2 separate regions of the Mus musculus genome follow, and region 2 is linked to region 1. The links are chromatin loops, found by intact Hi-C in ENCODE. Cell type or tissue: gastrocnemius. All regions are shown on one strand. Links, peaks and the distances in the headings refer to the core of each region. The heading gives the core; the rest is flanking DNA. Region 1 holds the start of Zfp809 (zinc finger protein 809). Region 2 holds the start of 9530077C05Rik (RIKEN cDNA 9530077C05 gene).

Region 1 (15,167 bases), core at 2,318-10,317:
AAGTACCTGCTGGTATTTGTGGACACTTTCTCCAGGTGGACAGAGGCATTCCCAACTAAGGTTGAAACAGCAGAGGTAGTGGCTAAGGAATTGCTGGAGAACATCTTACCCAGGAATGGATTTCTTCATATGATAGGGTCAGACAGTGCACTGACATTTGTGTCCAAGGTAAGTCAGGGTGTCGTGAAGTTTATTGAGGCAGATTGCAAATTGCATTGTGCATACTGACCCCCAAGTTCAGTACAAGTCAAAAAGGATGAATAGAACATTAAAAGAGACCTTAACTATATTAGCCTTAGAAACTGGCAGGGACTGGCTGATTCTCCTTTCCTTTGCCCTATATCTGGTAAGGAATTCTCCTTAGCAGATGGGACTAAACTCCCTTCAAATTATGTATGGTATCCCAGCCCCCACTGTACCCAGCCTGCACTCGGCAGCCACTGAAGAACTGGAAATGATGATTTAACACTTAGGGTTACACACAACAAATAACAATTAGTTATTGTGTGTAACCAACATTCACGGAGGTGAATTCAGAGAGAGAAAACCAGAGAGAGAGAGAGAGAGAGAGAGAGAGACAGAGACAGAGACAGAGACAGAGACAGAGACAGAGACAGAGACAGAGACAGAGACAGACAGAGACAGAGACAGAGAGAGAGACAGACAGATAGACAGAGACAGAGAGAGACAGAGACAGAGAGAGAGACAGACAGAGATAGAGAGAGACAGACAGACAGAGACAGAGAGAGACAGACAGACAGAGACAGAGACAGACAGACAGAGAGACAGACAGAGACACAGAGAGAGACAGAGAGAGAGAGACTGCAGGCTATCTCCAAGTGCAGCCTCAGAACAACAATGGGTCACCTGTCAGCTTGCATCTGCATTCTTGCCGGAGAGTCTGATTTAGTAGCTACCCAATGAGCTTCTAAACATGTTTGGCCTAAATTATGTGCCCTCTATGAAGCAGGCCTGATTCTGGACTTGCATAAGTTTCAACCAGGAGACTTGGTCTATGTAAGGAAATTTCTCCAAGATGGTTTGAACCCAGGTGGAAGGGACCCCTTACATCATCCCGTTGACAACTGCCATCAAAGTGGATGGAATCACCAACTAGGTGCACTATACTCACACAGGACCTGCTAACCTGTTCTTTACTGAAGACTACCTGACTCCAGCCACGCCAGAGTGGAGGGTTCTAAAGAGCACCAAGCCCCTCACGTGAAAATTGACTCTGTCCTGTGTCTACATCTCCGCTGACTGTACATATTGCAGTCCCTAACCCACACCAACCTTTTGATTTCACTAGGGTAATTGGCAATCCCAAGACTGGCTATTGCACCCAACTGGCCTATACAAAAGGGCCAATCAGAACTTCCTGGTTCCCAAACTTGAGTTTTGATTTGTGCTGGCTGATAGTTCATGGCCCAACACCCAGCAGTCTCCTCAAGATTCATACCCTAAATGCCGACGGAGGACTTTTTATGTATGTCCAGGGGAAAAAGAGCTACCAAATGTGGGGGTCCTGAAGAGTTTTACTGTGCTGCCTGGGGATGTGAAACATCACTCACCGGAAATGGGGGATGGAGGGTTTCAAGAGATTCCTGAACGCTGGCAGTGTCTGCAGAATAACTGCCTTTTGCCTTTGTATACTATCTGAGTCTGGGGTATCAGCCTCAGGTGAATCACAGACCCTTATGGAGAGATTGGAACAGGACAGCCAGGACTACACAGAGAAATCCTGTCTTGAAAAATCAAAAAGAAAGAAAGAAAGAAAGAAAGAAAGAAAGAAAGAAAGAAAGAAAGAAAGAAGAGAAAGAGACAGAGAGAGAAAGGAAGGAAGGAAGGAAGGAAGGAAGGAAGGAAGGAAGGAAGGAAGGAAGAGATTGGAACATACTGATTTGACCCTCTGACATCGCCTGCCTAAGGAAACTAGGGTACAAGCTCTAAGAGACAGAATTTGAGCTTCTGAGAGACCCTTGGGGGAAGCTGCAAGGAAAATTAATATTTCATGTGGAAAAGAGCTTGAAAAGCACTGTAGAAACCAATATTTGGATGAGCTCAATAAACAGGAGGAAGAGATTTGGCAAATTTAGACAAGCTAAAAATATGAACATTAATTACCCTGACTGTTCAGCACCTTTGTGTTCTCAGGCTAACACTGTGGCCACATGTTTTTGCCCAGGTGAGCTATGATTTGGAGGCTTTTCTCAGAGTTAAAAGTTAATATATAACTTGCTTTTGCAGACAATGAACTGTGACTTTGTGTGTGCATTGTGTTTTCTGGTGACATAGCTACATGAAGCTTTGTGGGAAAAATAATGGGTTTGAGGAAAATAATGAAAAGGTTTTTGATGATGTATTATTGTATAACAAGGAAGTGTGTAACCAATAAAAGACTGAGGTGAACTCAGAGAAAACCAGAGAGACAGAGAGAGAGAGACAGAGAGACAGAGAGACAGACAGAGACTGCAAGCTGTCTCCAAGCACAGCCTCAGGACAACAATGGGTCACCTGTCAGCTTGCATCTGCATCCTTGCCTGAGACCCTGATTTCACTCTGTCCCAATTCTCCCTTCTCAAGACCCTGGGAACGACTGAGGCTGGTCCTTGGTAGGACACCTACAAACTGCAGACGTGAGACTAAAAGCATGGGGAAGTCACCTACTCTTAGGCAGTTTCTCCCAGGTTTTCTCAGAGCTTTTGTATTGGACAACTCCTTCAGCCTGAACACGGTGAACTTCAGCTGATGAAGCAGAATGAGCTGCACGGAGCATGGCACAGCCTGCTCCTTCTGGCTCCATTCCCACGTAGTGAGAACCTGAGAAAAAAAAAAGAAAGAAAGAAAGAAAGAAAGAAGAGAAAGAGACAGAGAGAGAAAGGAAGGAAGGAAGGAAGGAAGGAAGAGATTGGGGACGCACGTGGTTACAGAGAATCCCAGATGTCATTCTTGATGAAGGACTCATTTCTGGGGAGGTGTATCCTATTGTTAGTAGATACTAATGCTTAGTTATTCCCATAATACATAACAGTGTATTACTTATACTGTTTTTTTGTTTTTGTTTTTTTTTTAAAGATTTATTTATTTATTATATGTAAGTACATTGTAGCTGTCTTCAGACACACCAGAAGAGGGAGTCAGATCTCGTTACGGATGGTTGTGAGCCACCATGTGGTTGCTGGGATTTAAACTCTGGACCTTCGGAAGAGCAGTCGGGTGCTCTAACCCACTGAGCCATCTCACCAGCCCACTTATACTGTTTTTAAAAGACAGGTTCTTACTGTGTAGATTACTCTCTATGTAAACCAGGCTGGGCTGAAACTCTCAGACCTCCACCTGCCTCTGCCTCCTGAGCGCTGGGTTTGATAACACCGGATGATAAAGTTGCTGTCAGTATTCAGATGTCAGGTAGGTGTGTAGGTACATACCAATAATCTCTAGATTTACCGATGAGGATAATTAGGAGTTCAGGTACACAGCTACTACATAGATAATTGGAAATTTGAAACTACCCTTGGCCACACGAGACTCTGTCTAAATCAATCAGTCAATTAAACAAAAGCCCAAACAAAATGAAAATCAGAGCAATCCCCGGGTCCTAAGGGAAGGAAATATAGAGAAGGACCACCAGAAAACATTCCCGAGATGATTAAAAGAGCAAATATTTAAATACATATGGAAATCAGAATAATTGTAGAGTTCTAGTTTGTTTTAAAGTGGTTCACACAAGTTTGTATTCGCAGTATTTGGAGTCAGAGGCAGATGAGGGTTCAAGGCCTGCGTGGGGTATACTGAGAGTTCCAGGCTAGCTTGAGTTATATAACAAACCCTGTTTCATAGAGAAAAGAAAGGAATGAGAAAATAAAAATGAGTGGATATGGTGAGTATACTATCTACACAGGATGGAGTTTAACACTTTGGGGTAGTTATTATCGCAGCCTTTTTAGTCACGCCGAGATCTATTTGTTTGGATACAAATTTGTTGACTGACACGATTCTTACTTTTTTGTTTTTTAACCAAAATGTCTACAGTACAAAAGTCTCGTGAAGGTGAGGACCCTACACAGTTCCCCTCAGATCCTAGCTCACTACTACATTGGGCTCAGCCAGGAACAAAATTCGCAGTAAGGATTGCACTGTGTAAGTGTGACACAGACCCCGCTGACAGGCCTCACACAGCAGCAAACCGTTTCATAAGCCAGTCACTTCACATACATCCACACAGACGACTGTTGAACTGTGTGGATGGTGGGGTCTCCAAACCCAGGTTCTGACTGAACGGGGTGACCTTTGTAAGTTCTTATTCAGGATGTATATGCTGCATGGATTCAACCATTGTGCTGCCATCAGCTTCTGTTTAGGAAAGGTTTTTCCTTGTGAGTATCAACAAACTCAAGCCACAATTCCTCGCTTTGCTGTGCTCTTAAATGGATACATCTGGACAAAATGGGCAATGTTAGTCAGTTCATTTCATTAAAACATGTGTAAGCACAGTATCATAGCCTACAAATACCCAATGGAATGGAGGTAATACGCATATGTGGGGCACATTATACAAGCCTTTAAATTTTCCTACATTACTAATGCTGAGATTCACCAGAAAAAAACCCAAACTCCACCATTTTGAGCCAAATTTGAAGTAAACTTTATTAAATATTGACCAAGAGATGGACTTTGGTTAGAACCACTTATTTCCTGTAATTTCCCAGCTGAAAGTGGGCCCGGGTCACGTGCTATAGGCCAGGGTCACGTGCTATAGGAGTTTGTAAAGACAAAACCCATAGGCTACCCTCTACTTTCTTTGCCATGGGGTTTCCTTATTTTCCAGGAACTACAGCTTACAGCATTCCAGGAAGGTACCTGGTCCCCAGGCAGGTGGGGCTTACACGTTAATTTGGGATATTACAACATGACAGATTTAAAATGTTGTTGGTCTTCTATTTGGTTATTATACTCTGAATGTTAATACAGAATGAATGAAAACAGTATAATTACACATCTGCATGAAAGGGCCATAATGCAACTCATTACTCTGAGCATTAGCCGTGGTTTTAATAAAAAAGTTTTGCAGTACTGTTTTAAATTTTGTGTTAAAAATTGCTTCTCGGGCTGGAGAGATGGCTCAGTGGTTAAGAGCACTGACTGTTCTTCCAAAAGGTCCTGAGGTCAAACCCCAGCAACCACATGGTGGCTCACAACCATTCTTAATGAGATCTGACGCCCTCTTCTGGTGCATCTAAAGACAACTACAATGTACTTAGATATAATAATAAATAAATCTTAAAAAAAAAAAAAGAAAAGAAAAGAAAAAAAGAAAAGAAAAAAATTGCTTCTCAGCGGGGCGTGGCGGCTCATGCCTTTAATCCCAGCACTCAGGAGGCAGAGGCAGGTGGATTTCTGAGTTCCAAGTCAGCCTGGTCTACAAAGTGAATTCCAGGACAGTCAGGGCTACACAGAGAAACCCTGTCTCGAAAAAAACCAAAAAAAAAAAAAAAAAAATGCTTCTCATGTAAAGCCCCAGAGGGGCTTTACCTGCTGGAAGACCCCAAGTGAGACAAGATCTATGTTTATTTTTTCTGGTGCGCAGGGATCGATCTTCAGCAGTCTCTCAAGCAAGAGACAGGGGGCGATCCCGGTTCTAGCTTACAAGCACCGTATACATTTTTTTTTTTTTTTAGAGGGCAGATTACAGTAACAGCTTCTAGGCACTTGGTGATGGATGGCTAGACCTTTTGTCTGGTTGGCTGGGTGATATCGGGTCATCCTTGGAGAGTACCTTCGTTCCCCAGAGGGCCCAGGTAGCCTTCAGCCAGCACTTTTTTTTTTTTTTTTTTTTTTTTTTTTTTTCTGGTATGTGTTTTGTCAGAGTCGGTCTGGGTTGGGTCAGAGTTGCTTAATCTTATCATTTATCCACAGGTCAGCACCCCCCACCCACCCCCCGCGCCACACACACACACAGAGAAACACAGAGACACACACAGAGACACATACATCACATCACAGTAAGAAAACTTCACGGGAATTAAAATAAATTATTGTGATACCGTTTTTCTGTCCGCTAAGACTTTCCGTATGATCAGACAGCCTTATGCCCTTTGCTACGCCCCGCCTTCCGTCATCGATTGGTGACTTTGACTGTCACTCAGGCCCTGTGACAGGACCGCTCTGAAATGAGGAAGTGGGGTGGATTTAGAAAGTTCAGAGGAGGTCTGAGCCTGCCATCTTGGGTCCTGTGGTCCCCAGGCGTCCGTTGCGGGAAGTTGTGCTGGTGGCGGAGACCGAGTCACAGGACGCTCCCAGTCCCATCATGGTGAGCTCGGCGCGGCGTCCCTGTGGAGCCGGTGTGGATGGCTGTGGGATGGGGGCTGGGCGGGCTCAGGGCACCCCGGAGCGTCCTATCGCGCCCCGACCATGCGTGGGGACTCGAGCTGGCTGCAACGCCCTGCACAGCTCTGCCACCCACAGGCAAGAGACAGGAATGCCTGACCGCTGGGTCGCTTCAGCGCCGGTGTCACACTAGGAACTCTGGGCTTCCGTTTACCTGCAAGGTTGGGATGGGGAACTCTGCGCCCTGTCTGGAAACTCTCGGAAGCTGGGTGCAGGGAGCTGGGTCTAGTAGGGGTGACTCTCCATCTGTCTGTCACTCTGGGATAGGCCTGTCAGTGTCCTGGCTGTCACCAATCAGGAACTTTATAGACTTGGGAGATGTTGATAGAACCCATCCTTAGGATGGATGAGAGACTAGTGGGTCTGAAAGGATCCCCGAGGATTAAATATTTTTGCGCATTAATTGGAGGAAGTGGGGAAGATAAAAATTCAGTTCCTTGTCCTAAACAGTAGTTTTAAAGTATCTGATAGACTTAATCTTAAAATTGCTGAGGTACAGGAATAGCCACGCATTGGATGTGTGTGGTGCAGACTGTGACGTGGTACCGAGGAGCAGAAGGCAAGGGGGAAGCAGTATGACTGTGAGATCTCTTCAGGCCCTGAGTTGCTCTTTTTTTTTTTTTTTTTTTTTTAAGATTTATTTATTTATTTATTATATGTAAGTACACTGTAGTTATCTTCAGACACACCAGAAGAGGGCGTCAGACCTCGTTACGGATGGTTGTGAGCCACCATGTGGTTGCTGGGATTTGAACTCGGGACCTTTGGAAGAGCAGTCAGTGCTCTTAATCGCTGAGCCATCTTGTAGGACCCCAAGAAGGAGCCCCCCACTCAAGTCTCAGGTCGCGGGGTCACCCAAAGAAACATGAGAGACCTTCTTGAGGCAGCTTTAATGGCCGAGCTCCGGGTCAATCAATACGTATCTCACTCAGGAGACAGAGGAATCGACCCTGAGACTCAAAAACTCAGGGTTTTGATAGGGTAGGGTCTAGGAAGAATTGGCGCGGTAGTGAGCAGAGTAGTACCGGGGCGTATAAGAATTCTAAAGCCGGGGGCTTATCAGAGTCGACAATGCATCTGGTTAATGTTTCAGCTTTTAACTATGCTCTCTATAGAAAGGGGGGCAAGCAGGAGGCGCCGGGCTGCCAGATGGTCAAAGAGTCAGCCAAGATCGTCAGAAGCAGTTCCTATTCCCTCCCTTTCTTTACGACCGGGAGACCTGGGAGACCTAGCTTCAAGACGGACTCGGGCATGCCCGGGCTAGTTTTCTTTGCAGTCTCAGTCCCAGGCCTTTTTAGTTTAAACCTTTTATTTTATTTAATTTCCTTTCATTCCCCTCTTCTTCTGAAGAATAAAGATAAAAAAATTACTGAACTCTTCCTCACCCCAGAGCCCGACCCCTCCCATCTAGAGATTGTTCCCAGAACACTCCTGAACTCTTCACCCCAGAATGCATTCCTGAACTCCTCACCCTAGAGTTCGAACCCTCCCAACTAAAGACTGTTCCAAGAACATTTTTGAGATAAGGGCCTCCTGGAACAACCTCAGAATGAACCGGGTACATTGCCAAATAATAGGATATGACCCCTTAGTTACGTAGAATTCCCTTGGCAGAACCCCTTAGTTATGCAAACTTGTACTTTCCCTGCCCCGCTCTCCCCCCTTGAGTTTTTCCTATATAAGCCTGTGAAAAATTTGGCTCGAGGTCGATTCTCCTCTACACCATACTAGGTGTATGAGTTTCGACCCCAGAGCTCTGGTCTATGTGCTTTCTTGCTGTTACTTTATTAAATCTTGCCCACTACATTTTGAGTTCGGTCTCAGTGTCTTCTTGGGTCCGCGGCTGTCCCGAGGCTTGAGTGAGGGTCTCCCTTCGGGGGTCTTTCACTTCTACTAAGTAATTCTAATCTTAGAATTTCAGAAGTCTATATCTCTATGTGGAGAGTAGAAATCATACTCTTTTTCTATCTTAACTATAGGTTGGTATTGATGCTGGAGGACCATAAGCTATACTGTATCTTTAACATGGGAACAAAAACAGAATAAGGTATCGTAAACAGGACTAGGCAGGGACCCTTCTAGGGAGGCTTGAGGGTCTCTGGCTGGAACTGGTGAGATGTCCTTGGGGTACTCGGCTCGTTCCTTGTAGCCAGTTGTGACCAGACTTTTTTCTGCACGACCTGCAAGCCTTTTAACTTAGCACACAGATCATTATTATAACATAGGTTTAAACGCATCATTTAAGACAGTGATGGGCATAGGAGCCCCTTAAACGATCTCAAAAAGAGTATGACTGAATCAAGAGGGAGTATTTCTAGTTCCAAATAGGGGAAGGGGAAGGAACACCAAGTCTGCGCCGGTCTCCATGATTAATTTTGTCAAGGTCTGTTTTAGAGTTCTATTTATTTTTTTTTATCTGTCCTGAGCTCTGAGGTCTGTACACACAATGCAATTTTCATTTGACCTCTAAATACTTGGCCACACCCTGACTTACCTGGGCAACAAAGGCAGGGCCATTATCTGACACTATTGCTTTTGGCACTCCGAATCTTGGAAAATTTTCTTTAATAATCTTCTTGATGACTATCTGAACAGTCTCATTTTTACAGGGAAAAGCTTCTATCCATCTTGAGAATGTTTACAAAAACCAGAAGGCATTCATATACATATTTTTCTCAGTAAAGTCTTATTTCCCAGTAGACACCAGGTCTGTTTTCCCAGTGTCCCTGGATCTACTCAGGGCGCCACGGTCCTCTACCCCTGCGTGGTGTATGACCGTGGGCCCGAGAGCGCTCTTGAATTAAAAGTCCTCTTGCAGTTTGCAACAAGACTTTCTCGTGAGTGATTTAGGGTGTCGCCTCTCCTGAGTCCTCACGTTGTGAGGTCTTTCAATCTCACCAGCCCCGAGTTGCTTTTTTTTTTTTTTAGATTTATTTATTATTTTATGTAAGTACACTGTAGCTGTCTTTAGACACACCAGAGGGCATCAGATGTCATTACGGATGGTTGTGAGCCACCATGTGGTTGCTGGGATTTGAACTCAGGACCTGTGGAAGAGCAGTCAGTGCTCTTAACTGCTGAGCCATCTCGCCAGCCCCGAGTTGCTTTTTTTTTAAGGCAGGGTTTTAGTATGTAGTTCTGGCTAACCTGGAACTTAATATGTAAACTAGGCCAGCCTATAACCCACAGAGACCACCTGTTTCTACCTCTGAGCAGGATTGCAGGAATGCACACATACCTTGCTTTTCATTTTTGACATTTTGCTTTATTGCATTTATTTATAAGGGGGTATGCTATAGTGTGCATGTGGTGGACATCAGTCTTGGTGGCAAATACCTTTTCTAGCTTGGCTGTAAGACCCCAACCCTCGATCCACTAGTGATACTTCGAGATGCCCCCGAGTGAGACACTGAGACACAGATCGATGCAAAAGCAAGAGGCCTATTTTCCGGCACATCAGGATCAACCTTCAATTAGACCCTCAAGACAAGTGACTAGGTGACCCCCGAATGGCTATTACACAGTTTTTATAGTTTTTAGGGGGCACAGGTTACATCAGCAAGGTTACAGTTTAAACTTATTGGCTAAGCATATTGACTTTTAAATCTATTGGCTAGCAAGCATGGGCAGATCATGGCACGCATTTGAACTCTATCTGGGACTTTGCAGAGGGTCAGGTGACTATCAGTACATTTTCTCAAGAATGTTCCTGCTCCTCCCAAGAACTGTGGTTGGAGAACCGAACTTTGCCTAGCCTTGACCCCCTTCCCCCCCTCCCCCCCGGCAGAAAAGGGAACCTGTGGGGGGTGGGGGGTGGGGATGGGGGGTGTAAGGCTGGCAAAAGCCCTTCACAGCCACAGTCAGCCCAAGCTTTTTTTTTTTTTGGTCCATTTTATCTATATTTTCCCACTGACTAGCATAGTTAAATTGTTGAAAATGGGTGCTGGCAGCACGGACGCTGCATTCAAACTTTGGCCAGATTGTCCAATAAAGCCTGGCGTTTACAAGGAAGAAAAAGCCAGTGTTTAGTTTTCTCTGAGATCTATTGAGTTGAGGGCTTTCAGGGTCAGATAAGGTTTTTAAGTTGGCTGGAGCTAGTTACTTGAATGACTCTCTTTGTAGGGACTGTAGATACCAGGACTCAGCAGAATTCGGCAAGGATGATTGGGAGTTGATGGATTTCATTTTGTAATACTATTTGGGATTAGCCTTTTCTCCTGGGTGTTTAAGACCTTGTAGATAGCCACACATTAGACCCTGTTATGGGTAGACGGGGCTCCTTGAGGGTTTCTTTGAGCAGGTTGTTTGGAGAACCTTAGCCTCCTTTGCTCCTTTCAATCAGTTGTGTGATCTGCGGGATGGGTCAAGGTCTTGGTAAGAAGTGTTTATCCTCTGGTCTCCTGTGACCTAGCTAAAATATTGATTGTCATCTCAACCCCTTGTCTTACTGGTCTTAGATTCCAATATAACTGTTAAATGCCCATAGTGTAGTTACAACAGATTTGAAGGACAAACTGTGGTTTGAAACACTGCTGTTCTGTAACACTAAAAACTTGACTCACAGTAAGACTTTTTGTAATTGAAATATATATATTTGTAATTTTATCTATTTAATGTATGAGTGCTCTGATGCACAGGCCAGAAGAGGGCATCAAATCCCCTTATAGATGGTAGTAAGCCACCATGTGGTTGCTGGGACTTGACCTCAGGACCTCTGGAAGAGCAGCCAGTGCTCTTCTTAACTGCTGAGCCAGTTTACCAGCCCCATTTTTTTTAAAGGCATGTACCATTATGCTCATCTAATTTTTTTATGTATGAGTGCTCTACCTGCATGTACATCTGTATGCCAGAAGAGGGCATCAAATCCCATTATAGAAGCCACCATGTGGGTGCCAGGAATTGAATTTAGGACTTTAGGAGAGACTGAGCTATCTCTCCAACCCTGTATTTAAAATCTTGACAAACTTAGTAGAAACTGCAAAAAAAAATTTTTTTTAAGAAAACATATTGTCTTTGCTCTTTGAAAGCTTTATGTATTTTTAGCAATGTCCCTTAAGTTAGTTTGTATAAGTCTCATTGTGACATGAATTTTCTGGTTTTTTTGTTTTTTTGTTTTTTTGTTTTTTTTTTTCTGATCTCCTTTTCACAATCCTTTACTTCAGTACAAAACTATTTTATCATACAAAGTCTTTGCCAAAAAGCACCTGCTTCTCATCAGGATAGTGTCTCAGAGTAAAGAGGCCATCAAAGCCTGCACATAGACCACATCTAATTACTAAATTTATAATAGTTAAGCATTTATCTTCTTTTAAAAACTCTCTTGAGAAGTTCCTGTGATATATGATGTGTTTTGTTCAGATCCTTTCTCTAGCTCCTTCCATGCCCACCAAACCAAAAAATTTTCCCCCAACTAATGTAATTTAAAACAAAAACAAACCTTTACACTACTTAGCACTGCCAGCATGAGAAGGGTCTACGGTCTTTGCTGAATGCGGGCAGCCTGGGCTACAGCCACGGCAAACTTTACTCTCCTTGCCTCGGAGCCTCTCAGCCCAGGCACGTTGGAATTTCACCTGACTTAATCTTGAGCCTGTAGTCATAGCTTCTGTGAGTTCATGAGTTCAGTGTCCCTGACAGGTGGGGAAAGCAGTGTTTCAGAGCAGTCCTCCTTAGCACCTGCCTCCTAGACTTTCTTCCCCTTCTCCCAAGATGACCCCGAGCCTTGGGCATAGGGAATGTGGTAGAGGTGCGCCATTCGAGGCTCAGTTGTCCAGTGCCTTGTTCTGTACACCTTGACCAGCTGGAAGTCCCTGCATCAACCACTGCCTGCTGCAGAACAAAGCATCTTCAGGTTATAGGGGATGTTGGCAGCGGCAGTTTCATATCATGTCTGTTTAAGTAATGGTAGTTAGTTCTCCCTAGAGCTGTGCATCTTTATAGCTTGAAAGAGATATTCATGTGTCCAGGTCCCTTTGTTCCCAGAGCTTTCTGAATTTTAGCCTGTATTCCCACAAGCCAACTGTTAGAGATATGGCAGTAAGTATCTGGACAGACTCCTGATGGGAACTGGAGGGTCTGGGTCTGTCTGTGCAGTGCACTTTCATCAGGCTGCCGGAGGTCTAATGATTCCTGCCCTGTTAGCTCCCTGGAGCAGGTTAGAGGAAAGCTCGACCGACTGTCAGCAGCAGCAGTTAACAAAATGCCCTACTAGAGAGAAATGGGACCTTTGAGGTCAAATTTTCAGGATTGACCAGGAAACGAGTGGATTCTTTTCCATTAGCATATAGAACTGAGAGTTTGCTCTGGATCTAGATAGGTTACTGTAGATTCCTATGCACTGGACAGTAGGGTTCTAGCTATATGTACCTAGTCTTCCTTTCCTGGGGTGATGTTAGGTGACTAGACTCATTTTCCAGGACTCTGGCATGTTGTCTGTGCTAGAGATTGGTGTGCGTATTTTCCCAGTGGTCAGTGTAATCTGTCAATTCATTTTTGCTTTTGAGGGGACTTGATACATGTGTAAATGGTTATTAACCTTGTTACCTTTGTGTGGAAGTAAAGTCAGGGATTCTGAAATGCTTTATACTTGAGACCCCATTTTTCCACCAGGAAATATCTTTATGTCCTTAGATATTCATCTGTACAAAATAGATGTGCATATGAAACATTTGCTGATAATAAGAACTTTATTTTAAAATAATGTTTTGGCATATATCTAGCATTGATATTTTTTAAAGGTGCAAACAACTTTGCATACTAGTGAGACGGATTGCTGATGCATCTGACGTATTACAGTGCAGGAATAAATGGCAAGGGGTGACGGTAGGATAGTGTGAAATGTGTTTGTTTTCTACCAAAAAAACCCCTAACCCAAAAAGCTGTGATTCAGAAGAGCAGATAACTATGTAAGGAACAAGAACTGCAGTTTATAACATACTTAAATCTGAACCAGGGTCTTACAGGTGACATGCATTGGTGGTGTGATGGCATGTACTATGCAAAGCATGCATGTTGCATATTCTGAAAGTAGAATCCAAAATAAATTCAAGACCACTCAGCCCCTTCCCCCTCTGAAGGGACGTTCCCAACTATACTAGCAGGCTAAGTACAGAGCCAGATAAGGAAGCTGGCTGACTGTAGTGGCTATTCCTGGTTAGGCGTATTTACAACCTTGTTATTGTTTCATGTGAACACGAGATATTATTTGTGTCAAGTTGACAAGGGGTGGATTGTAGTGGCTATTCCTGGTTGTCAACTTGACAATATTTGGAATGAACTACAATCCGGAATTGGAAGGCTCACCAGTGACCCTTATCTGGAGGCTTGGAGATCCTTATCTGGATCTTGGTTTGAAGATCTTGAGCCATAGTGGCTATGGATTCCAGAAGATTGAATCTCCGAGTTTAAGGAACACACCTTTAATCTGGGCTATGCCTTTCATCTGGGATTAAAGGTGTGGTGGAACACACCTTTAATCTGGGCTACACCTTCTGCTGGAGACAATATAAGGACATTGGAAGAAGGGAGTCTAGCTCTAGCTCTTGCTCTTGCTCCTTTGCCTGCTTGCTGCGTGAGACTGAGTAACTGCTAGATCCTTGGACTTCCATTCACAGACTGAACAATTGTTGGGAATTCGGCTGCCGACTGTAAGTCATCAATAAATTCCTTTACTATTTAGAGATTATCCATAAGTTCTGTGACTCTAGAGAACCCTGACTAATACACTGACTAAACAATGCTGAAAAAAAACAAAACAAAACAAACAAACAAAAAAACCCATAAGGGCAGGCAGAGTGAGGGACTAGGCCAAAGTCCCTATGCAAACCAGCCAATGCCTGAAAAGGTTACTTGCTACGCCAGTTAAAATAAGCCAGCTAGCCTTGTTGCCCAAATCTTCCCCTTACAAGGTATAAAAAGTGTGTTCTTTGTTTGTCTGGGGTCTCTCCTCTTGCCTTCATGCTGAGAGGAGGGTCCCCAATGGGTTGGATCAAAAAAAAAAAATCCTCTTGTGGTTTGCAGTGATGTTGGCTTTTGTGGTCTTTGTGAGTGAGGGTCTTTTGGCAGACTCCATCATTAACAGATGCTACAGTGAAGTCACCCAGAAGTGCTAAGTTGTGCCCTGTACTGTTGGATTCAGTACCCATTTGATTTTGGATTAATCTTTGGTTGCATGTTCCAAAAGCTTTTAGTTTTTTCAGTTTTTTGACCTGTACTATCAGTTGTGGGACCCCACATGGTGCTGCGACTTTGTGCTGGATATCAACTTGACACAAGCTAAAGTCATTTAAGAGGAAGGAATCTCAATTAAGAAAATGCTTAATTAAGGTGGAGGTGTCAGCAAATATGTAGGACAATTTTTTAATTAGTGATTGATGGGGGAGGGTCCAGCCCGTTGTGGGAGGGGCCATCTCTAGACTGGTGGTTCTGGGTTCTAAGAAAGCAGGCCAAGCAAGCCAGTCAGCTGTACCACCCCATAGACTCTGTACAGCTCCTGCCTCCAGGTTCTGCCCTGCTTGAGTTCCCGTCCTCACTACTTTTGATGATGAACTGTTATATGGCACTGTGGGTGAAATAAATCCTTCCCTCCCCAAGGTGCTTTGGTCATGGTGCTTCATCACAGCAATAGTAACCCTAACTAAGTAACCCTAACTAGCTTGTTAGACTTGTTCTGTGGTAGGTCCTGAGAACTGAGCTCAGAGCTCTGCTCCTGCTAGGCAGATACGGTAACATAGTGTGGTGACACCAGCCTCAGGCTTTGCATTTTTTTTGGAGATTGTTAT
Region 2 (15,167 bases), core at 4,828-12,827, 180 kb after region 1:
GAAGCCGAAGACTGTGTCTGCACACACAGCCAAGGCCGGAGGTCTTCACAACGATAAGTACAAAACTGACTGAAAAGAGACATACATCCCATGCTCATCCCAGTGGATGCAGAAGAGGAACTTGACAAATCTCAACATGCATTATGCTGGCTAGTTTTATGTCAACTTGACACCAGATAGATTCATTTTGAAAGAGAGAACCTCACTTGGTTATTTCTATTCTCCCCTTCTTTCTAATTCTTAACTAAGACCCCTTTTCTCAACCACAAAATTCAAAGATAATGCACGTGTGGAAGTCAGAGGACAGTTTGTGGGACCACATTCTCACCTACCGAGAGTTCCAAGAACTGAACTCAGAGCATCCGGTGGAGGCGGGGCTTTGAGGTCTCAAATATCTGCTTAAGTCTGGCCTGTGTGATCCAGTCTTCTCCTGGTTTCCTTTGGAGCAAGATGTAGAACTCTCAGCTCCTTCTCTATCGCCATGCCTTCCTGGACTCTGCCAGGATTCCTGCCTTGATGATAATAGATGGAACCTCCGAACCTGTAAGCTAGCACCAATTAAATGGCTTCCTTTATAAGAGTTGGCTTGGCCATGGTGTCTCTTCATAGCAATGGGATCCCATTTGTGTAGACTGGCCTTGCCTGCATGATCCCCTTGCTTCTGGCTCCCAAGCACTGGGATTATGGGTTTGTAATCTCACACAGTATGGCTGGATTTTTGTTGTTTTGTTTGTTTGGAGAGTCTTGTAGCTCAGTCTGGTCCCAAACTATGTAGAGGATGACTTTGGATTCTTCTTCTTCTTCTTAAAGATTTATTTATTATTATATCTTAGTACACTGTAGCTGTCTTCAGGCACACCAGAAGAGGGCGTCAGATCTCATTACAGATGGTTGTGAGCCACCATGTGGTTTCTAGGATTTGAACTCAGGACCTTCAGAAGAGCAATCAGTGCTCTTAACCACGGAGCCATCTCACCAGCCCGACTTTGGATTCTTAATCCTCTTTTTACCTCCCAAATATTGGGATTACTGGCATTAGTAACCCCACACCTGGTTTAATTTTAATACAACCTTGATTTTTTTTTTTTACAATGCTTTGAAAATGGAGGATGCCAGGCAGTGGTGGCACACCTTTAATCCCAGCACTGGGGAAGCAGAGGCAGGTGGATCTGAGTTTGATGCCAGCCTGGGCTACTACAGAGTGAGTTCCAGGACAGACAGGACTACACAGAGAAACTTTGTCTTGAAAAACTACAAAAACCCCAAGCAAACAAACAAGAAAGAAATAGGAGGAAATAGGAAGGTGGGGAGTGGGGGGTGGGGGGAAGAAAAGGGAGAACAGTTGGAGAAGTAAGTGAAAGTTACATCAGTCCTTTATCACAATATTAACTGTCGTGTAGAAACAGGTGTAGAAGAAGGCTTTTCAGAAAGACAGGATGGTTCACTGTTCTGGCAGTGTGTAGAAGCAATGCTGACTGAGAGGCAGTGCAGCACAGCTGCAGACGCTCTATCCTGACAGACCCTGAGCAGGCACAGAGTGAACCAACGATTAACAGTGCCGGTGCAAGACCTCATGAGGATGACTAGTCACATAGCTGGAGCAGTAAGAACCAGCCCTATAGCCAAGAACAGATGACTCTGTCCATGAATCTGTGAGCAAGTGCCTGAAGACTATGTGTAAAACAGAACTTTAAATGTCTTAATTATATTGACATATGTCTTCATAGAGCACTTATTAAGAATACCTAAAATAAAAATGATACAAGAGTATTGGTAGGGTGAATATAAAAAACAAGAATGAGGGGCTGGAGAGATGGCTCAGTGGTTAAGAGCACTGACTGCTCTTCCAAAGGTCTTGAGTTCAAATCCCAGCAACCACGTGGTGGCTCACAACCCTCTGTAATGAGGTCTGACTCCCTCTTCTGGAGTATCTGAAAACAGCTACAGTGTACTTATGTATAATAAATAAATAAATCTTAAAAACAAAACAAGAATGAGGTAGATTCTAAATAGGCTAAGTACAAAGGCATCAAACTCATTTTTAGATTTTTTTTTTTTTTTGAAAAATACAGTCTTGCCGGGCAGTGGTGGTGCATTCCCACAGCACTTGGGAGGCAGAGGCAGGCGGATTTCTGAGTTTGAGACCAGCCTGGTCTACAGAGTGAGTTCCAGAACAGTCAGGGCTACACAGAGAAACCCTGTCTCAAAAACAAAAACAAAACAAAACAAAACAAAACAAAAAACAGAAAAAAGGAAGAAAGAAAGAAAGAAAGAAAGAAAGGAAGAAAGAAAGAAAGAAAGAAAGAAAGAGAAAAAAGAAAACTACAGTCTCACTGTGTAGTTCTGGTTTACTATGTAGACCAGGCTAGCTTCAAACTTACAAGAGATCCACTTGTCCCTGCCTCCCTAGTATTGAGATTAAACTCATTGCTCACCACACTTAAAAAGATTTATTTTGTTACATGTGTACGAATGTTTTGCCTGCGTGTAGTTATGTATATACCACATGCTCATTAAAGTCAGAATGTTATCGTCTCTAGAACCAGAGCTAGAGATGGTTGTGAATGCTGGGCATTGAACCCAGGTCCTCTGTAACAGCAGCCAGCGCTCTTAACCCCTGAGTCATCTCTCCAACCCATTATAATTTTTATAATTTTATAATTCCTAAGTTTTTCACTTTTGTTTTTGTTTTGAGATAGGTTCTCAGTCTGTAGCTCAGGCTGACATAGAACACGTTCTATTATAAACCAGGTTGGTTAGAGATCTACCTGCTTCTGCCTCTGAAGGGCTAGCATTAAAGGCATATCCCACTACCCAAACCCCCAAATCCTTAAGACTGATGAACACTGAAGAGGAAGTATACTTTCAATATCTACTCTAATTTGTATATATATATGTAGATATGTACATACAGTATATACTTATGCACATATATATTCATATATTGTAATGATGTCAGTATTTAAAATCTCCCTTACTAGTCCGTAAGTTCCTTCCATACTCTAAAAACATTAAACCAGGCACTTGTATATAAAAATCCATGAAATATATACATTTTGGGTATTTTGAAATGTAATAAAAATGGGGCTGGGACATAAAACAGTGGTAGAGTGCTTGCATAAGTACACACAAAGCTCTGAATTGGATAGCCAGCACCGAAAAGCAAACCAACTGATGAGTTATAAAGAAAGCAGACACAATGGTTCAGCATGCCAGCAAAAGCATTCAGAGTAAACTGCACAGGCTGTGGTCGCATGGCTTTATACACCTCTAACACTCTTGTTGGTATACCTAGGAAAGCAGGTCCTAAAAAGGAGGCGGACCAAAGTCTCATGCAATAGCCAACTTTATTCAGAGTGTTGGACAGCTTATACTTCCAGGGTTAAGAAGCATTATATAAGTAAGGCGTCCAATCACAGGGCCAAGCTACATGTGGCAAAAATGTTTTTCCATCGGGACATGTGAATAACAATAGCTGAAATAAATGCACTCCTATCCTCTCCACATTCTAAGAAGAATTCTGAGTTCTGAAGAAACTGAGATCACAAGACTGTCTTCTTGTTTTCTTGGAGTTCTCTCACAAGCACTCAGAATTCTCACGACTCAATTCTTGGACGGTGTTCAGAGAAATCTCCATTAGGACATTCTTTGTTTTCTTTTTTCAAAGAATAATTGTTGAATATAATGTAAAAGGGCAACAGGCTGGACCATAGGTATACTAGGACTGCCTGACTATCCACAAGTTTTCCTTTTTGAGAAAAAGTCCTTAAGCTAAAGTAACTACACACTAGACATGAGGAGTAGAGTACTCACAGAAAACTGGAAAAACAAGTTTCAGAATATGTGTTGCCAGAGTAATTGTAACTAAACTGCTTTAGCAAATGCATGAACTGAAACATGACGCATCTGAAGACTCATTTCCAGTCTGTTTCTTTGAGTTAACATTGAAAATCCACACATTTTCTAGTGCTCCCCACCCTAGAGTTACAGATGGTTGTGAGCTGCACGTGGGTGCTAGGAACTGTGCCCAAGCCCTTTAGAAGAGCAATACGTGCTCTTAACTGCTGAGCCATCTCTTCAGCTCCCCACTCTCCAGGTACTGTTCCTTTTTTTTTTTAAAATATTATTTATTTTTATTTATATGAGTACAATGTAGCTGTCTTCAGACACACCAGAAAAGGGCATCAGATCCTATTACAGATGGTTGTGAGCCACCATGTGGTTGCTGGGGGTTGAACTCAGGACCTCTGGAAGAACAGTCAGTACTTTTGTTTTGTCTTGTTTGTTTATTTGTAGAACATGATTTTAATATTTTCAACTGTTAATATTCAACAAATAGAATAATTATTTTAAGATACATTTCATTGTTATGTCCCCCTTTTCATTTCTGATTTTGTTAATTTGGATATTGTCTCTGTGGCCTCTAGTTAGTCTGGCTAAGGGTTTATCTATCTTGTTGATTTTCTCAAAGAACAAGCTCCTGGTTTTGTTGATTCTTTGTATAGTTCTTTTTGTTTCCACCTCGTTGATTTCAGCCCTGAGTTTGATTATTTCCTGCCGTCTACTCCTCTTGGGTGAATTTGCTTCCTTTTGTTCTAGAGCTTTCAGGTGTGCTGTCAAGCTGCTAGTGTGTGCTCTCTCCAGTTTCTTTCTGGAGGCACTTAGAGTTATGAGTTTTCCTCTTACCACTGTTTTCATTGTGTCCCATAAGTTTTAGTATATTGTGTCTTCATTTTCATTAAATTCTAAAAAGCCTTTAATTTATTTCTTTATTTCTTCCTTGACCAAGTTATCATTGAGTAGAGCATTGTTCAGCTTCCATGTGTATGTGTGTTTTCCGTTGTTTTTGTTGGTATTTAAGATCAGCCTTAGTCCGTGCTGATCTGATGGGATGCATGGGATTATATCAGTCTTCTTGTGTCTGTTGAGGCCTGTTCTGTGACCAATTATATGGTCAGTTTTGGAGAAGGTACCGTGAGGTGCTGAGAAGAAGGTACATTCTTTTGTTTTAGGTTGAAATGTTCTATAAATATCTGTTAGATCCATTTGTTTCATAACTTCTGTTAGTTTCACTGTGTCTCTGTTTATTTTCTGTTTCCATAATTTGTCCATTTTGAGAGTGGAAGTTGAAGTCTCACATTTTTTTTAAAGATTTATTTATTATATGTAAATACACTGTAGGTGTCTTCAGACACCCCCAGAAGAGGGCATCAGATCTCATTACGGATGGTTGTAAGTCACCATGTGGTTGTGGGATTTGAACTCAGGGCCTTTGGAAGAGCAGACAGTGCTCTTAACCGCTGAGCCATCTCTCCAGTCCCTGGTCTCCCATTTTTTATTGTGTGAGGTGCAATGTGTGCTTTGAGCTTTAGTAAAGTTTCTTTTATGAATGTGGGTGCCCTTGCATTTGGAGCATAAATGTTCAGAATTGCGAGTTCTTCTTGGTAGATTTTTCCTTTGATGAGTATGAAGTGTCCTTCTTTATGCTTTTTGATAACTTTTGGTTGAAAGTTGATTTTTAAAAAAGATTTATTTATTATTATATCTAAGTACACTGTAGCTGTCTTCAGACACACCAGAAGAGGGCATCAGATCTCATTACGGATGGTTGTGAGCCACCATGTGGTTGATGGGATTTGAACTCAGGATCTTTGTAAGAGCAGTCGATGCTCTTAACCACTGAGCCATGTCTCCAGCCCCTGAAAGTTGATTTTATTCGATATTAGAATGGCTACTCCAGCTTGTTCCTTGGGACCATTTGCTTGGAAAATTGTTTTCCAACCCTTTATTCTGATCTGAGGTGGTGTCTGTCTTTGTCACTGAGGTGCATTTCCAGTATGCAGCAAAATGCTGGGTCCTGTTTATGTATCCAGTCTGTTAGTTTATGTTGAATTGAGTCCATTGATGTTAAGATATTAAGGAAAAGTGATTGTTACTTCCTGTTATTTTTGTTGTTAGAGGTGGAATTATGTTTGTGTGGCTATCTTCTTTTAGTTTGTTTTTTTTTTCAATTTTTTTTTTAAGATTTATTTATTATTATATGTAAGTACACTGTAGCTGTCTTCAGACACTCCAGAAGAGGGCGCCAGATCTTGTTACGGATGGTTATGAGCCACCATGTGGTTGCTGGGATTTGAACTCTGGACCTTCGGAAGAGCAGTCGGGTGCTCTTACCCACTGAGCCATCTCACCAGCCCCTTCTTTTAGGTTTGTTGAAAGATTACTTTTCTTGCTTTTTTTTTCTTTGCTTTTTCCTAGGGTGTAGTTTCCCTCCTTGTGTTAGTGTTTTCCATCTATTATACTTTGTAGGGCTGGATTTATGGAAATATATTATGTAAATTTGAGTTTTTCATGGAATGTCTTGTTTTCTCTGTCTATGGTAATTGAGAGTTTTGCCGGGTATAGTAGCCTGGGGCTGGCATTTGTGTTCTCTTACAAGTCTGTATGACATCTGCCCAGGATCTTCTAGCTTTCATAGTCTCTGGTAAGAAGTCTCGTTTAATTCTGATAGGTTTCCCTTTATATGTTACTTGACCTTTTCCCTTTACTGCTTTTTAATATTCTTTCTTTGTTTAGTGCATTTGGTGTTTTATTATGTGACAGAAAGAATTTCTTTTCTGGTCCAGTCTATTTGGAGTTCTGTAGGCTTCTTGTATGTTCATGGGCATCTTTTTTTTAGGCTAGGGAGCCACCATGTGGTCGCTGGGAGTTGAACTCAGGATCCCTGGAAGAGCAGTCAGTGCTTTTAACTGCTGAGCCATCTCTCCAGCCCCAGATACCGTTCTTATCTGTCGAGGCTTTAGGTTTAATCTCTATAGCCTTAAAGGAAACAAAACAAAACAAAACAAAACATTGCTTGTCCTATGAATGGGTACACAAAATAGGGATGAAATCCAGTAAACCATAGGTCAAAAAACGCTGAAAAAATGCTAAGGGAAAATAAAGCTGAGAAAGGGCATATGGAATACGAAAAGGAACTTTAAGTAGTGTAGTTTTCAGAAGAGTGACATTTGGAAGTGAGGAAGGTGTTCTGTAGACAATCAGGAAGAAGAGTATTCCAAGCAGGAAGACTTACAGATAACAAAGGACGTGTGGTAAAACAGTACGTAGTGCATCTCTAGAACAGTGAGAGCATAGTAGGAGATGACATCAAAGAGCTGAGCAGAGCTAAGTCATAAAGAACCTCCCGGGTAGCTCATGAGCAGGGTGGCATGATCCCGTGGCAGCAAGATCCCTCTGGCCACTGGGTTTTGAAAACAGATTTGAGTCATGGTGAGACTACAGGATCATCCAGGACTCAGCTTCAGAAACTGAGGGTTGAGACGCCAGATGGGGTCATGTAACTGAATGTGGGGGTTGGGAAAATTTCTGTCAACAGTAAAACATTTCAGGCCAAAACACTGATTCCGAATCAAATGTATTGAATCCCTCTGGAGCATTTTGGGCAGTACTCACCGGCACTGCAGCAAGTGATGTCACTGCAGCTTTGGCTCTGAACACAAAATATGTATTTTCTATTGTATATGGTGTCACCCATCAACACTAGTGAAAGTGAATGCTACCTGAAACACCTGAGCTTGAATTCTACACGATTTGATGTTAAGAGTGGCAGTGCTTATATAAGGTTTTCTGCTCTTATGGAAACATAACGTGATGGATTAATTATGGAGACAAAGGCTTTTAGTATTTTTCCACCGCCACTCCCCGGCACGTAAGTACCTAATATATCTTATGAGTGTACTGGTTTAGAATGTTTTGCTTTAAACGTTGGCATTTGAAGGGCTGAGGGCTGGCTCAGTAGTTAAAGGCACTTGCTGCTCTTGCAGAGGACCTGGGTTCATTTTGCAGCGCCCACGCAGTGCCTCACAGCTATCCATAATCCCAGTTTTGAGGACTCTGACGCCCTCTTCTGGCCTCTATGGGCACTAGGCACACACATGGAACACATGAAAGGAAACACTCTACCCACAAATAATTTTTTAAAGACCACATTAAATTTTTAAAATAATCTTTAAGAACAATTTTTTAAAAGCTGTGTGAGGTTGTATACTCCTGTAATCCCAGCACTTAAGTGGCTGAGGAGAGAGGAGGGTCAGGAGTTCAAAGTTCTCCTCAGCTGTGTAGTGAGTACTAGGTCAGCCTACATGAAGCTTGTGTCCCTGCCAAAGGATGTGCTGATTCCAGTTTTCTTTCTTGATTGAAATGAACCTTGTCTTGGGATTAGGACAGAATTTCCAACATTCTGAAAATCACTAAGCATACTTCTGTGAGTTTATCCTGTGAGCTTATGTAAAATGGTACTCTCAGCATTGACAACTATAAAAGTGAAAGAGAAAAATCACCTCTGAAAAATGTGGAAGATGCAGGCTGGTGAGATGGCTCAGCAGTAAAGGCACCTACCACCAAGCTGACGACCTGAGTTCCATTCCCAGAACCCATTTGGTGGAAGGAGAGAACTGACTCCTGCAAGTTGTCCTCTGACCTCCACACATAAATCAAGGCATACAAGTGCTTACACACACACACACACACACACACACACACACACGCACAGAACTGTGTTGAAGATACTCTGTGCCCTGCATTATTAAATATTCAGCTGAGATTATTTATGTAAAAATAAACAAGCACATCCATCTCAGTGTGAAATTAGCTTTCATATTCTAAAATGGTAAAATTCTATATATACAAATAATAGATTTAAAGTAAATTTATGATTTAATTATTCACTATCAACTTCTCCCTCTCAAAACCCCTTTATGCAACCTCAGATATATACATAATATAATATAGATATAATATAGGGTGGCTTCAAGCTTATAGAGGAATTGGAACATCTTGATCCTCCTGCTTCTACCTCCTGAATGCTGGAATTAGAGATGTGTACCACCAGGCCAGGTTTGTATAGTACTGGGGATTAAATTCAGGGGTCTCTGAATGCTAAAGAGAGCCCTTCACCATCTGAGCTACACCCACAGTCTGTTTCCTTTTTCAATTCAGTTTAAAAAAAATTGTGTGTATTTCATGAGTGTTTGCGAGTATGGGCCTGGGGAGAGCCAGAGGGATGGGGTGCTCTCGAAGTGGAGTTACATGTAGTTGTGAGCTGCCATGAGGAAACAAACCCAAGTCCTCTGTAAAGTAGTCAGTGTTCTTAACTGCTGAGCCATTTCTCCAGATCTCCTTTTTAAATTAAATATTGCATTTATTTATTTTATTCTTTTTTTTTTTTTAGACATTCTTGTATAGTCAAGATGGTCTCAAAATTCACTATATAGCAATGATGGTCTTGAACCCCTGATCATCTTTGCTGCACATCTCAAGTGTTTGGATAACAGGAGTGTGCCACCATACCTGGCCATTTTTTTCTTCTAAAATCGCCCTATTTATTTCATACCATGTAAATTAGCTGGAAGGTCAGGGGTCTGAATTTGCTCTGGTCAACTAAAACTCAGAATTATTACACCATTTCTATTTCCCTCTACCATCATGAAATGAAGCCCTTTGAGCCTCATACAGATCCCGACCTCCCCACACAAACACCCCAGCCTCTGCGGACCAGCTCCTTGCACGGGTCCGCGTTGTGCACGCTGGGAGTTGTAGTTCGCTTCCCTTCTCTCCCTACGAGCAGGGTGTCAGTCGCAGGAGCGCCTCCAGCGGCGAGCATGTTTGGTGGCGTGGAGTGCGGGAAGAAGGCAGGATCGTCTCCTAGCAACGGGGTTGCAGCGACGTCACCGTGGCGGGTTCTTAGCTCTGAGACTAGGTGGAACCGCCAGAGCGCTTTCCAGCCTCTGGGTAAGACGTGGTCCTCCACCTTGCGCTGCCAGTCCTGCCCCATCTGGTCTCGAGCTGCCTTACGGGAGTTTTCGTCGGTGCGGCCCGCCGGCCTTGGCCTTGGCCTTGGCGGGACGATGCTGGAGTCTATTCGCGTAACGGGTGAGTGTAGGCACTGCTGGCCCAAGTGGCGCGGCTGCAGCGGGTGGAGACCGTTGGGTCTGGGACTCGGAAGACCAGGTGCAGTCGCACAGCCCTAGCCCAGCAGAGGTGAGGGGCAAGAGCTGTGCAATCTAGAGAGTGTAGAGTCCAATACGATTCCAGAGCATTTTAGGTGTGTAGTAAGGTGTTATATTTTCTAGAATGTTCAGAAAAAAAAAAAATCAGCTGTGAAAACACATCTCTACATTTCAGTGTATGTTGTGTATTTTTGTTTGCATTTATTAGCAAACATTTTGAATTGATGTTATTAATAAGAGCAGGTGTTTAGATCCAAGGTTGGAAAGTTTGTCTTTCATTTTTGAATAGATATGCATATTAGCCCTATTTAAATCTTTAATAATATTAAACAGTTCCAGAGTCATTTTCCTAGCATTTGATTCTGCATGAAAACATTTCTGCAGGACAGATACCAAAACAACGGAATAAAGGGAAATAGCTAATTCCCACAGTAGAGTCAAAAATAAGCCTAGAACTTTTAGCTTCAGGCTATTGCAGTACCCAGTAGACCAATTTTCCAAATTAGTTGTTTTGAACCCCTGACCCTCCTGCCTCAGTCTCCCCAGTGCTAAGATATGGACATCAATAGCTAAAACCATTCTTTAAGTTAGCATACAAAGTAAGAGGTTTCATTATGGTACTTTGAAACTCCTTTCATTATATGTTATTGCAGAACTTTTTAAACTGAAAAACTAAATTATTTTTAAGTGAAACTACTTTCTCATCTTAATTTTTTTACACTGTTTGCTGTTCAGTGTTATAAAACACAGAACCTACTGTTGTGCGATTGCGATAACCTACAGACTATTCCACTGTTATGTTGACAGGAGACATGCAGTTATAAAAGCCAAGATCTTAGAGGCCACTTAAATTGGCATTAGGCTTTTTAAAATTGTGATTTGATGTAGATATAACTCTTTCACCTTAAAACACATTATCAGAGGCAGACGCAGGTGAGCTTAGTCAGCCTGGTCTACAGAAGTTCCAGACCAGCCACTGATACCCTGTCTCTAAAAACAAACAAACAAAACTCCCAAAACAATACAATGTCAAAACGTTGCTTTAAAACATCAAGCCTGGCAGAAGAGTGGCAAATATGAGGATGACTCAGTGGTCCGTGTGCATGCAGCTGCGTAGTCGGGCTGATGGGATACTTGCTTACTAGAGACCAGGATCGAACAGGAGATGCCAGAAAGAAATGCATTCTTATGTACACTAACAAAGGTAATGAAAACTTCCGGTCCGTTTTATGATATAGAACAAGGCCTCTCAGCCACAGCAGTTTAATATTGAAGGAGTTAATTCTTTATTGTGAGCGACTGTTTTAACACACAGAGAATTGTGACAACCAAAAATGCCCTGTGGGTGGCAAAATACTCTCCCTATCATCCAGTTAAAATCATTGCCTGCAAGACAATAGATTCTGTTGCCACGTGAGTCACTGGGTTTAGAAACTACACCAATTAAAATTATTTTCCCCCAAACTGAAAGTCATTGTGGTGAGAGAATGATTAAAATATTAGTATGGCATATGATTAAAATATAGTATTAGGAAACAGATATGTTGAGAGTCTGCAGTACAGACTGTATTCCTATAGAGCCAGGGGTTTGCAGATGGATTCTTTTTAAACTGAACACCTACTCTTGTTAAATCAGTTCTTTCACCAGAATTTAATGGACTACAAGTGGCAGACCTTCGTGGTCGTGCATTTTCTGATGTAGGTAACTTGGCAGTGAAACACTAGCATTAGGGAAACTTGTTTCTGGTATTTTTAAACATTCACCATTGTTACAAAGCGATTATTAGTATTAGTATTGTTAATTTATTATATAGGCTCTCCTGTTGTGTAGGCTTCGTGCTGACATATCTGTCAATCAATAAATGGGACAACCAGAACCTTTATGGAGAGTGTAGCTGAGAAACAGATCTGTACTATCCAGACTTCCCCTCACTCTGCAGTGTCTCAGATGCCCCTGCCCCTTTCTTGCCAGTAGAACTTGATTGCAATAAGAACACTGATGAAAATGTGGACCTTTTTTCTTTTTGCTTTGAAAGAGCAATATATATGCCAGCCTGGTGGCACAGGCCTGGAACCCTAGCTACTGGGAAGCTGCAGCAGGGAGATGCAAGTTCAGGTCTTCCTGGCTAACTTAAGTGAGTGCCTGTCCCAAAATACATGTCTGGGGGACTGGGGATGGCCCAGCTGAGAGCGTGCTCGCCTAGCATGCAAGCACCCTGCTTCTGGTGCCCAGTGCCAGCTAATCCAGGTGTGGTAGTGCACACTTAAAACCCTACCACCCAAGATGTGGAGGGAGAGAATCAGAAGTTCAAGTATGGTAAAAAACTATAAATGTAGACTAAAGTGGCAATTTACATTCCAAAACTGAAGCAGTTGTTTGTAAAATCACTTTGTATGGTACCCGAGTTTTACTTAGTCATGACGTTCTGTGATCTAGACATGACATCCTCGTGAAACTGCTAACAGGAGGGTGAGGTGACACAGAAGTGAAAGTTATTAAAAAAAAAAGAATGTTGCTTAGAAATGGCATCAAGTCAGAAAAGGTTTATTTTCTTTCCTCTCTCACTCCTCCCTCTGTCCCTTGTCCCTTTGTCCCTTTCTTTCCTGTTTTTTTTCTGCATGGTACAGAGTGGCCTCTTGGCTTAGTCTCCTGAGTGCTGGCATTACAGGTTGCAACACCACATCTAGTTCTAGCTCATCTCTTATAACTCTCTCTCCTCACCAATTCCACCCCTTCTCCCTCCCCTCTCCTTCTTCTCCTCCCCTCCTTCTTCCTCCCCTCTTCCCCTCCCTCTCTCTCCCCTTCTCCACTCCCTCCCCCTTCTCTTCTCCTCTCCCTCTTCTCCCCCTCCTTTCCCCCTCTATCTCCTCCATCCTCATCCCCCCCTCTCCTCACTTTGTAGCTGTGACTGCTGCAGAGCTCACAGCCGTCCTGTCTCCAGGATCTCATAAGGACCACAGCTAGCTACTTCAGTGTCTCATGTCTTTCTGGGATGACGTTCTTTTCCATCAAGCCTCAGGCAAGCAGCTCTGCATGGTGGGTGCACCTGTAATCTCAGGATTTGGAAGATCAGGGGTTCATGGTTATCCTTAGCTACACAGTGAGTTTGAGGCCAGTCTGGGATCTGTGAGACCTTGTCACAAAAAACAAAACTTCCAGAATCCTAGCATTGCGGTTCACCCATGCAATCCCAGTGGCCCAGTATTTGGTGTCATGTTTTTTGTTTTTGTTTTTTGTTTTTGCTTTCAGTTTTTTTTCCTGTGAGATCTGCCTGCCCTAGCCTCCAGAGTGCTGGGCAAAACGGCCTGAGCCAGCCATGCTTGGTTTCCTTTTAGTTTTTAGAAACAGGGTCTCACTATGTAGTCCCTGTTGGCTTCAGTTAGAGTTCCTCCTGCCTTTGCCTCCCAAGTGCTAGGGTTGTAGGTGTGAGCTGCCCAGTGGCCACCGCCATGCTGAGCATGTACTCCAAAGTCCCTGTGGAGAGTACCTCAGTGTTATCCTAGTAGTGATAACAACAGTGCAAACGCATTTGGTTTTTACTTTCAGAGGGGGGGGGAAGAGAGAGGAAAGAGAGAGAGAGGGGAAAGAGAGAAGAGAGAGAGAAGAGAGAGAAAGAGAGGAAGGAGAGAGAGAGAGAGAGAGAGAGAGAGAGAGAGAGAGAGAGAGAGAGAGAGAGAGAGAGTTGGGAGTAATAAACATGCTGCAGCACATGTGTGAATGTCAGAGCATGATTTTCTGGATTCAGCTTGTCTTAGTCAGGGTTTCTATTCCTGCACAAACATCATGACCAAGAAACAAGTTGGGGAGGAAAGGGTTTATTCAGCTTACACTTTCATACTGCTGTTCATCACCAAGAAGTCAGGACTGGAACTCAAGCATGTCAGAAAGCAGGAGCTGATGCAGAGGCCATGGAGGGATGTTCCTTACTGGCTTGCTTCCCCTGGCATGCTCAGCCTGCTCTCTTATAGAACCAAGACTACCAGCCCAGAGATGGTACCACCTACAAGGGGGCTTTCCCCCTTGACCACTAATTGAGAAAATGCCTTACAGCTGGATCTCATGGAGGCATTCCCCCAATTGAAGCTCCTTTCTCTGTGATAACTCCAGCCTGTGTCAAGTTGACACAAAACTAGCCAGTACACAGTTCTTGCCTTCTACTTTGTGAATTGATTTAGCAACAAGCATCTTTACCCATCTCGCCAACCCTAATAAGAGCCTTCTAATGTTACACTTATTTTGTATTGCTTCTGTGGTTAGGGATCTATAAGCACTTTAGCCCTGATGGTGGAGATGAGCAAGTGTTGACTTATAACTAAGGACAGACACAAATCTTTCCCGAGCCTTAGGAGAAACTCCATCCATATCTTTGACTCCTCCTCTCCAGCCTCGTCTCCCACAGCCATCTAATCTTCCCACTTCTGTAGTACCAATCCTCAGATCCTCCCTGCCTCCCTAGGTTTGCCTCTTCTCCCTGGCTGCTTGGCTAACATATACTTATCTGGCATCAGAAAGCACTTAGTAGGTCAGTTCTCACTTTGCACCAGACTCTCCTGACACCTTGATGTAACTGTCATGGTTACAATTTATATTTTTTTGTATTGACGGCTTTCCCAACAGCAAAACTCTGAACTCTTTGCAGTGTGGGACTGCTTTCAATTGGTTTGCTCTCCTTCGTGCTTAAGAAAGGGGAAACAGAAAGGCAGCCTAGGGAGGGAAAGAACTTGAGAAAGGACAGAGAATTTGGTCCCTTGAATGTTGTTGTTCTCTATTTTCTTTTTGCAGGGGTGGGGCAGTGTTTTTTTACATAAGTTCTCATTCTAGCTCAGAATGGCTTGGAACTCACTGTATAGCCCAGGCTAGCCCCTTGTCTTAGCCTCTCCTAAAAATTAGAAGCAAAAGCTAGAGGCCTAAGCTAACTTTGCTGTTCGTGAACAATATATAAATGTAGTCATGTATTCCTTTGATCTAGCTTCCACTGTTCAACATTACCTGATGTTGCTCAGCGCTGGCACTTGTAACTTCACTTTTATTTTCTGTGCACAGTACTCTAGTATTCTGATAAGTACTGTTTGATAGATATCATCTGAGTGCAAGAGATGAAATACTCTTTAATAACATTAAAGTGTTTCTCTTTGGACACTGTGGGGCTTTTGTTT

The links. Peaks named below come from ENCODE experiments on the same cell type or tissue, not always from the same donor. Only the 100,000 strongest peaks of a DNase experiment are listed, where the experiment ranks them.
Region 2: a loop joins it to region 1, with 2.6 times the contacts of the local background. A loop is called at or near these places in 16 of 42 quality-filtered maps.

The regions. Positions count from the first base shown.
Region 1 is chr9:22,219,523-22,234,689 of GRCm38, forward strand. It overlaps Zfp809 (zinc finger protein 809), which reads left to right and starts at 6,190. Exons shown (of 5, transcript NM_001164624.1): 1 at 6,190-6,310. The coding sequence starts at 6,308. In gastrocnemius, for the core only: CTCF peaks have their summits at 6,462 and 7,071 (motif pointing right); DNase peaks (open chromatin) are centred at 5,752, 6,134, 6,409, 6,965 and 2 more places; H3K4me3 peaks cover 2,377 bases; H3K27ac peaks cover 2,259 bases.
Region 2 is chr9:22,401,817-22,416,983 of GRCm38, forward strand. 9530077C05Rik (RIKEN cDNA 9530077C05 gene) reads left to right here and starts at 9,731. Exons shown (of 7, transcript NM_026739.3): 1 at 9,731-9,933. The coding sequence starts at 9,909. In gastrocnemius, for the core only: CTCF peaks have their summits at 6,702 (motif pointing left) and 9,655; a DNase peak (open chromatin) is centred at 9,667; H3K4me3 peaks cover 1,084 bases; H3K27ac peaks cover 828 bases.